2 separate regions of the Homo sapiens genome follow, and region 1 is linked to region 2. Evidence: chromatin loops called from intact Hi-C (ENCODE). Cell type or tissue: ascending aorta. All regions are shown on one strand.

Evidence for each region. Hi-C counts contacts between places; a loop is a spot of excess contacts. Peaks named below come from ENCODE experiments on the same cell type or tissue, not always from the same donor. Only the 100,000 strongest peaks of a DNase experiment are listed, where the experiment ranks them.
Region 1: a loop joins it to region 2, with 2.9 times the contacts of the local background. A loop is called at or near these places in 7 of 110 quality-filtered maps.

Annotation. Positions count from the first base shown.
Region 1 is chr3:33,370,018-33,375,017 of GRCh38, reverse strand. It overlaps FBXL2 (F-box and leucine rich repeat protein 2), which reads right to left. Exons shown (of 15, transcript NM_012157.5): 6 at 1,858-1,926; 7 at 1,663-1,758; 8 at 1,314-1,440; 9 at 1,097-1,171. Among named protein-coding and RNA genes, the nearest start is that of UBP1, 68 kb to the left of the region's middle. In ascending aorta, a CTCF peak has its summit at 1,973 (motif pointing right); DNase peaks (open chromatin) are centred at 1,988 and 2,193; H3K4me3 peaks cover 392 bases; H3K27ac peaks cover 902 bases.
Region 2 is chr3:33,215,819-33,220,818 of GRCh38, reverse strand. It overlaps SUSD5 (sushi domain containing 5), which reads left to right and starts at 2,009. Exons shown (of 5, transcript NM_015551.2): 1 at 2,009-2,133. The coding sequence starts at 2,022. In ascending aorta, no CTCF peak of the experiment used is centred here; DNase peaks (open chromatin) are centred at 1,708 and 1,928; H3K4me3 peaks cover 4,103 bases; H3K27ac peaks cover 3,488 bases.

The sequences.
Region 1 (5,000 bases), 150 kb before region 2:
AATTCCATTTCTCCCTCACTAGTCATCAAAATATAGATTTTTTCATAAAATTTATAAACTCATAATTTAAAAATCTGATTAAAGAACTTTTGAGGCTTTCCTAGTTTAACTGACATTAATATTTGATTGGATTTCTGCAGATTAATGCTTTAGATATTTACAATATACACATATATTTATATTTCATCAAATGTTTTAGACAATAGGAAAATTAAATAAATCACAAAATTATTGATAAATACCTTAAATTCTATGAATTTGGCCATGAAGATTCAAAATAATATGTTCACTTAAACAGACTACTTCATATAGAAATAAACACGCACATCTATATTATACTTCAAGCCATCAGCCACTGCTATGCTACACGTAAGTCAAGGTCCTATTTTTGAGTAGTCCTGGCCCATATGGTCAACGTTTGTCCATAAGATAGTTTCTGGTTTTTTTCCCCACCACTAGGGACTCTAAAGATTTATAATATATTCATTTAAAGCTGAATGCAAGGGTTTTCCCTTACCTTTCTCAAAATCTATGTTCCCCTTGAAAACCTGGTAGGATGTAGCAAGCATCCTCTTCAATTATCAACATTTACAATGGCAGTGGAGAAGGACCAATAGTTTTTCATAGGCTAATGTCCTGATGAAAATGCCACCTTGCTCTTGCCTATGCGTTTTATTCTTTAAAGCATTTTTGCATGTGTTATTTCATTTTATCCACTGAAACAACGTGAGAGGAGTCATCATCCTTAATTTATAAGTTAAAAAAAAAGACACTTCATGTCTTAAAACTATTTAGTGACCAATTCACTGCATTCCTCAATAGCGTCCCTAATACTCTATTCAACAAAATCAAGACCTAGTCTGTATTATTTTTAGGGGAGATGTCAGTGGCTTTATATTGAGTATGATTCCTTTTTGTTGTTGTTGTTGTTCCAGCTTGTGACAAATTGGTAGGTTATATAAGGACACAGGATGGAAATCAGGGTGTGGCAACACAGCCCATCTCAGGTGCCTAGGGGGCTGCAGGGAGGCCTGAGGCAGACTGCTTTGGGAGACAAGATAGAGCAAACAGTGTTCAGGAAAGGCACGCTACTTACTGAGCAGGACTGCAAGTTGAGGCTCACAAGCTCATGGCAGTAATTCTGAATGTGTTTCAGAGCTTCATCTTCTAACTGAGTGGACAGAGAAAACAAAAGACAGCTGGAATCCAGGTGAGGGAACAGTGGGACACCAAGAAAAATGCAAAAGCAGCTTTCTGGATGATGTGCCCACACCTGACACATAACACAAACAGCTGTATCAACCCTCTGGTACCTGTGTGCAGCCCCTCAGGAGCAGGGCTTTCAGGCCTCGACAACCTCGCACCAGTGCCTCGATGCCATCCTTCGTGATCTGATCACACCAAGAGAGGTTCAGGTACTCCAGGTTTCGGCAGCCCTCACTGAGAGAACAAGAAACAAAAACTTATGTGCAGTCTCTCCTGTAGAGAGTTAATGACCAACTCTGAGTTTAGTACATCACAAGAAATTCCGAAGGGGAGACCATGCCTGGGACCTCTTGGAGTCACCTATTTCTTGCTGGATCCAACGTGACCATTAAGAAGGTTTCCAGAATGTTCATAGCTTTGGGTATTTCTCTTGACACAAACAATGGGCACTCTTACCTGATCCCCTTCAAGGAGCTGTTTGTAATAGACACACAGGAGGTCAGATCCAGATGTTTCAGCTTGGAACAGAATCTGCTAAGGCTATAACACGTGCTGAAAAAGAGCAGACGCACTAAAGATATTTTCAACCACGTTTCTCTCCCTTCTCTCTCCCCGTGGCTATTTGGTCACCAATTAATCTTCATTACTTACCTGTCAGTGATTTTTGTGCATCCATTGAGGTTCAAATGTTCAATGTTTCGGCAGTTCTGTGCAAAGGTCCTAAAATGAGAAAACATTTTAAAGCTCCCTGCAAGTTGCTGGACAGCCACTAGAGGGCATATGAAACCATTCACGCTTAGAACAGCGCTCCCTCAAACTTAATTAAAGCGCGTAACAATCAGCTAGGGTTCTTGTCACAGTGCAGATTCTGATGATAGATCTAGAATGGGGCTCGACAGTCTGCAGTTCAAAGAAACTCCCAGGTGATGCCAGTGCTGCTAGTCTAGGGACCACGTTTTGAGAAGCAGAGTCCTAGACTACCTATCAATCAGTTCTCCTTTACCCACAGCTTGGTGAGTCATCACCGAATCATGAGAATAGAGGCCTAGCTCCCTGCTCCCTCCGCTCTACAAAAAAATCAATTTGAACCAAGGGGGCAAATCTTCTAGTACTGTGCCATGCTGTCACTTGCTTACCCTAGAGCCTTTCCAGAGAAACCATTTCTGGCGATTGATAGAAGACGTCTAGCAGTTAATCAGTATCAAGACCCACTCATTTTACTGGTGAGGACATTCAGTCATGAAGAGGAACTTCCTCATTGATCTGTGGGTTGGTAGCAAGGCCAGAAGCAGCACATTAAAACGCCCTATTCACCACTCACTGCTTAACATATTCAGCAAGGACTAGCTCAGGTCGTCTCCATCATTCTGAAATACAGCTTTGAGATTTGCTCCTTCCAACCTGCCCTGGTACCGGTAGGGGGAACCAAGCCTGATGGGACTGTCTGAGATGAAGAAATGGGGCTGAAATTCTAGGAAGACCAAGGCAGCTGGAGTTATCTGGCAAGAGCATTGGAGTAGAGAGAACGTCACAAAGAGAACTCCAGAGATCTGTGGAGGGTGCCCCTCAAGAATTAAGTACAGGCCAGGCATGGTGGCTCATGCCTGTAATCCCAGCACTTTGGGAGACCAAAGCAGGAGGATCCCTTGAGCCCAAGAGTTTGAGACCAGCCTAGGCAACACAGTGAGACTCTATCTCCAAAACAACAACAACAACAAAAAGAATTCAGTACCACACTGATCAATGTATGCATGTGATGAAACTACCCAAAGCCCAAGGCCAGGGAATCAGAATGAACAAAAAGCATTAAAGGAAACAGTAGCCAGAGCTCACCGAGGGCAAGGAATAGTGCCCATTTCTACCAACCAAGAGTGAAAAATGCCACAATTCTTGGGGCATTGGGTAGAGTATTGAGAATAGTCTTCCTTTAGGAGTGGCGCATAATTAGCCCTAAACACTGCTTTGGTACAACCTAACAAATCTTAAAAACAAGACCTAACAGGAACTATTCCCAATTAAGTCAACTGTATCCCAGAACAAAACCTGAGTATTTATAGGAATACAAAAATATCTGCACCCAACAAAGTAAAATTCAAAATGTCTGGCATTGAACAAAAAATTATCATGTTTTCATAGAAGGAGGAAAATATATCCACAATAAAGAGAAAAGGTAATCCACCAAAACCTACTCTAAACTGACACAAATAGCATAAACAACAAAGGTATTAAAAGTTATAATGTTATTGCCTAGAATATATTTCTATGAAGCTAACAATTAAACATGTTATGTAGACACATGGAAAAATAAGAGATCCAAGTTAAACTTTTAGATATGAAAACCGGCCAGATGCAGTGGCTCACACCTGTAATCCCAGCACTTTGGGAAGCTGAGGCAAGCAGATCACTTGAGGTCAGAAGTTCAAGATCAGCCTGGCCAACATGGTGAAACCCTGTCTCTACTAAAAAAAAAAAAAAAAAAAATTAGCTGGTATGGTGGCACATGCCTGTAGTTCCAGCTGCTTGGGAGGCTGAGGCAGGAGAATCACTTGAACCCGGGAGGTGGAGGTTGCAGTGACCCTTGATCACACCACTACACTCTAGCCTGGGCCACAGAGCGAGACTCCATCTCAAAAAAAAAAAAAAAATGAAAACCACAATGGCTGATATAAAACTTTACTGGATGAGATTAACAACAGATTAGATATGGCAGAAGAAAAGATTAGTGAACTTGAAGACATAGCAATAGCAACTATCAAAAACGAAACACAGAAACAGAAATAGAACAGAGCATGAACGAACTGTAGGACAACTTCAAGCAACCTAATATACATGCGATTGGAATCACTAAATAAGAGAGACAGAGGAAGAAGGAAAAAATACTGAAGAAATAATTGCCAAAATTTTCCCCAAACTTTATGAAAACAATAAACCCATAGACCCAAGGAACTCAAAGAACCACAAGTGCAAGAAACATGAAGAAAAACACACCAAGGCATATAATAACCAAATTGATCAAAACCAGTGACAGATTAGCCATGCGTGGTAGTGTGTGCCTGTAGTCCCAGCCACTTGGGAGGCTGAGGTGGGAGGATCACTTGAGCTCAGGAGGTGGAGGTTACAGTGAGCCAAGGTGGTGCCACTGCACTCCACCCTGGGTGACAGAGTGAGACTCCAGAGAGAGGAAGAGAGAGAGAGAGAAACCAGTGATAGGAAAACCCTAAAAACAGCCAGAAAACAAAGCCATGTTATGTACAGAGAATAAAACATAAGGGTGACAGCAGATTTATCACTGGTAATGAAAAAGCAAGAAAACAGAGGAGCACCATCCTTAAAATACAAAAAACAAAAAATAGTCACTACAGAATTCTAGACTCAGCAATTTTTTTTTTTTTTTGAGACGGAGTCTCGCTCTGTCACCCAGGCTGGAGTGCAGTGGTGCAATCTCGGCTCACTGCAAGCTCCGCCTCCCGGGTTCACGCCATTCTCCTGCCTCAGCCTCCCAAGTGGCTTGGACTACAGGTGCCCGCCATCACGCCCGGCTAATTTTTTTTTTGTATTTTTAGTAGAGACGGGATTTCACTGTGTTAGCCAGGATGGTCTCGATCTCCTGACCTCATGATCCGCCCGCCTCAGCCTCCCAAAGTGCTGGGATTACAGGCGTGAGCCACTGCACCTGGCCCAGCAAAAATATTTTTTTTAAGTGGAGGAAAAAACAGATTTTTTTAGACATAGAAGAGCTGGAAGAATTAATCAGACTTGCAGTAAAAGAAATGTAAAAAAACTTCTTTATGCAG
Region 2 (5,000 bases):
AGTCTCACTCCTTAGGTTACCAGCTAACTGTTAAAAGGGAAGGAGCTGGCCGGGTGTGGTGGCTCATGCCTGTAATCCCAGCACTTTGGGAGGCCGAGGCCGGCGGATCACGAGGTTAAGAGATCGAGACCATCTGGCCAACATGGTGAAACCCCGTCTCTACTAAAAATACAAAAATTAGCTGGGCGTGGTGGTGCACGCCTGTAGTCCCAACTACTCGGGAGGCTGAGGCAGGAGAATCGCTTGAACCTGGGAGGCTGAGGTTACAGTGAGTCAAGATCGCTCCACGGTACTCCAGCCTGGCAACAGAGCGAGACTCTATCTCAAAAAAAAAAAAAAAAAAAAAAAAAAGGGAAGGAGCTAAGTAAATTCATTTATACTTGTCAGGCCTCACTGCATTTAACACCTCACTGCATTAACAGCTACCACGCCCGGCTAATTTTTGTATTTTTGTAAAGATGGAAATTTCACCATGTTGGCCAGGCTGGTCTCCAACTCCTGATCTCAGGTGATTGGTCGGCCTCCGCCTCCCAAAGTGCTTGGATTACAGGCCTGGGCAACCGTGTCCGGCCAGTATTTGTATTTTGAAAGCAAAGTTTAATTATCCAAAATAATTACTCATTAATAGTAGCCCTTGTAGTTGATGGGAAGTAATAAGGAGAGAAGAAATCTTTTCAGTACATTTCAACAATTAATGCAAGCTGAAAAATGACACCTGTAGTAAATCAGATGTGGATTCAAATCCAAGTTCTTACTGTGAAAAGAAAGTAAATTATTTCAATGTCTGTGTCCTGGTTCATTAAATGAGGATAATCATCTGCCCCTTTAGCACCAATCACTTTTTCAATTGTAAGTATATTTTATTTAAGTGTGAACATTTTTAGGACCGATTGCAGCCACATTCAGGGTCTAGCACAGGGACAGGCATGTATGGGCACTCAATAGATGTTTGTTGACCCATACATCAATATAAAAGGGATTTGCAAATTGTAGAGCACCGCGCATGCCTCAGTTATAACAATACTGATCTTTATTACTCTACCTATGAAGAAAGCAAGTTCTTCTTTCACTGAACAGGGCTGGTGGTAGGGAGACAGGCTAGGGGCGAGCAGGAAGAAGGAATCAAGTCAAACAGGGACCCCTGCAGCAGAATCCATTGGGACACTTTAACTTAGAGTGTAGATTCCCAGACCAGACCGACAGAGTCCGAATCTCAGACCCTTTCGAGGTCAAAAAGCCCTGATTTGGGAGGTGGGTGATAATGGTGACAATCTCACTAGCCCTCTTACTGCTCCTTGAGAAATACTAGCGTACCAGGAAAAGTGGTGAAGGAAGCGTTCCTGAAGATATCCTTTCCTCAGTGACTCTCAAACTTCGCTTTTAGGAAAGAGGAATTTCGCTATTCCATGCGTTTCACACCTTAGAGTGAGGGTGGTAGGTAACTTAGATTTTCCTCTCTTCATTAAAAAAAAAAAAAAAAAAGAGTGTTGGTGGGGAGGGGGAGGAGGCCAGTTGAAAAGTAGAGGCCGAGGACAGAGTTAGACACTCGTTGTCTAACGGCCCTGCCGGAGGGGCTCCGCCTGTCAGACTGCGTCACCCTCTCGCCAAGGGTCCCCCAGACGGGCGGGGGCTCCTTGCGGCCGGCTAGCTACTCTCCCCGCCTCCCTGCGCCCTCGCCCTCCGCCCCGCTGTACCCGCAGAGCGCGCGGCCCAGCGCAGCCCCTTTTGGCACCGAGGTTTCCAGGTGCCCAGCGCGAAGGCGGAGCCGGGTTACAGCCGCCTCCTCGGCGCCACAGAGAAGACCCCCGGGAGTTCGGCGGCCCAGGCGCTCCGGCTCTGCGTCCCGAGCCTCCCCCGGCTCTCCGCGCTCCTCCCTCTCGGCGCGCCCGGCGCGAAGCCTGCGATTCGTGAGCCGAGCGCAGAGCGCAGAGCCGAGTGGCGCACGCTGGGCAGTGGCCTGGGCAACCCCAAACGCAGCCAGAGCCCTCACCCGAGTCCGCTGGCCCGCGCACTCCCGGACCATGACTGCCGAGGGACCCAGCCCGCCTGCCCGTTGGCACAGACGCCTCCCCGGGCTCTGGGCGGCGGCGCTGCTCCTGCTCGGTCTGCCGCGCCTTTCGGTGCGGGCGGATGGTGAGTGTGCGGGAGGCGGCGGGGCGGGGGGTGGAGCGTGGGGTCCGGGCAGGGAGGGCGTAGCTCGCCGGGGCTGCTCCCTCTGACCGGCCCGGCAAGCGGCAAGCGCAAGCCTGAGAGGAACGAACGAGCCGCGGTCCTGCGACCCAGCATCCCTCTCCTGGCCCACCAAGTCTCCGCGTGCCCGTGCGCCCAAACGCCCGCCTGGTGCCTGGACCCTCCCTTAGCGCCGAGCGCGTAGGTCCCGCAGTCCCGCCGCTGGCTTTCCTAAGGTCTCCAAGAAAGCTCGAATGAAATCACCTCTAAGGTGCCCTAGAACCTCCTCTGCTAAGGGGTGATTTTCCGCCGTCCCTCAGTTTCTCAACGTCTATTAATGTGCCCCTGAGGACACCGCCGATGGTTAGAAAACTCCCTCGGATATTTTGGCTTGGTCCGGGAAGACGTGAAAGATGAGTGGGAATCAGCGAGGCTAAGAGAGAGAGAATGGCCTGGCCAGAGGGAAAAGCACGTGCAAAGGCTGTCTCTGAGTGACAGGAAAAACGGGACAAATGATAAAGCAAAGTACCTGGAGGCGAGGGGACGTCTTGAGACATGAGGTAGAGAAGTGGGCAAGGGCCAGATTATGGCAGGTTCTCTGAGAATTGATCCACTTCTTGTTCGTTTGCTTGGTTTTTCAGCCTGAATTTAGCTTGTAATACTTGCCCTAAAATGAGCAGGATTGGAGCTCTGTATCCATTCCCTTTTGAAAAGCTAATTCAGCTGTGTTTTCATATTAGAACAAAATCCCGCTGACTTGGTACAGGAGCATCTGAAGGAAGCAAGCTTAAAGCCAGCAGTTCTCACACCCATGAGGTAGTTCTAGCTTAGGACGAATTAGACTGATAAAAGAGAAAAGCCCTCCGTCAATTTAGGATGCGTTGTATATTTTAAAATGTGATTCTTGTTTAGCCAACGATATTGAGTGAAACTAGAAGACATGGGGAAAAAAAAAAAAAGCATGGTTGTCAGGAAAAGGGGAAAGCCAAGGAAAAAACCGTCTAGGTCGTAGAGTTTTTAGTGCTCTCTGTTTTAAGTGCAGGCTTGAAAAGCTCTCCGTTCCTAATTAAGGATGAATGTCGTATTTCTCCATATCCTCAGAGAGAGTGTTAGAGACAAAACATTTTTAACTTTGAAGGCTGTTAGTAACCACTGCTAATTTTTTTAATTGACATGTATTTCACATAAAATTTGTCATTTTAAAATATACAGTTAAGTGGGTTTTAGTATATTCATTAGGTTGTGAAAACCATGGTTTGCATGCATCTAATTCCAGAACATTTCCATCACTCCTCAAAAGAATCCCATACCTATTAGCAGTTTACTGATAATTCTTCACTGTAGTGTTTTTTGACTGACATTGAGCCATGAAAATTAAGCTGATTTTAAAGAATGCAAGTAGAATAAATTGGAGCTAATATTAATCTTTGAACAAGATATATTGTGCCAACTTTAATTCCTTTTAAATAAATATTTTTGCAATCCATAAGGTTTTAGAGTTTCATCCCATTATAACTGTTTAAGTGGAATGCCATGTGGATAAGGATCAATATTTTGTGCCTGTCTAGCTTGATACGGGTCATAGAAAATTAAAGGCAGAAATGTCACTGGTCAAAGAGAAAGTAAGGACAACACCAGAGCACATGATTCTTTGTTACTGCTTGCCAGAAATGATTCCTTTTCTTCATTCTCCTTCCTTTTCTTTCCCCACTTCCTCAGTGGACAATTATAGGTATACTTCCTTATAGTAAACTCAATTTTATGAGCTCCAACTTTTATACTAGAACCAGGAAGAGTTATAAGCTATATTATCAAAGGATTCTTTTTGGTACTAAATTCTTAGCTGCCACCAGTTCCTACATTTAGTTATTTGTGTGCTATGGTGACGGGAGGAAGAAGAAGAAATGCTCAGCTTAAGTATGATGAATTACAGATGTTTGAAGAGATAGATTTGGAGAGAAACTATTTCTAAAAACGTGTCATCTGTATAAGGATGGTCTTTGAAATCATGTGCGTGGGCAGAATCCTAAGGAAAAATTTTACAGCAAGAAGACCTAGAACTGAGCCTGGAGTGAGGGAAGCTGGTTTGGGATTATTGAATCTATGTTTATGAAACATATTAGCCTGTAATTTTCATTTTTTATAATATCTTTGCCAAGTGTTGATATCAAACGTATGATGGTTCCTAAACCAAATTGTAAAGTTGCTCCTTCTTTAACTCTGAAAGGGTTTCTGCGGGTGAGGGCTTTTGTTTGTTTGTTTTGGTGTGAGATCATCTGTGTCTGAAGGTTTTCTTGTAGGAAGATTTTAAATAATGAATTTAATTTGTTTGGTAGATAAAGAAGTATTCAGATTTTAAAATTAATTTTGTGTCAATGTTGCTAAGTTTTATTTTTTAAAGTTTTTCCCCCACTTCATTTAGATTGTCTAATGTGGCATATACAATGTAATAATCTCTAATTATCATTTCAGGGTCCACGGGATCTGTAGTGATGTTCCCTTTCATTCTTGATATTGGTACTTTGTGTTTTCTCTTTTTTTGTCTTGATCAGTCTTAGTAGGGGTTTATCCGTTTTATTATTCATTTGAAAAAAGCAACTTTTGGCTTTATTTTCTTGATTGTGTGTCTGCTTTCCGTTTTACTGATTTCTGCTCTATCTGTATTATTTCCTCCTTCTACGTTAGAAGATTTGATTTTGTGGGACTTTTGTGTTTGTTTTTTGAGCTAGAAACTTAGATCATTGATTCTCAACCATACTTTTTTGGTATTAATAATGTGAGATCTGAGGCTATAAATTTCTCTTAAACTACTTTAGTTTCTCCATAAGTTT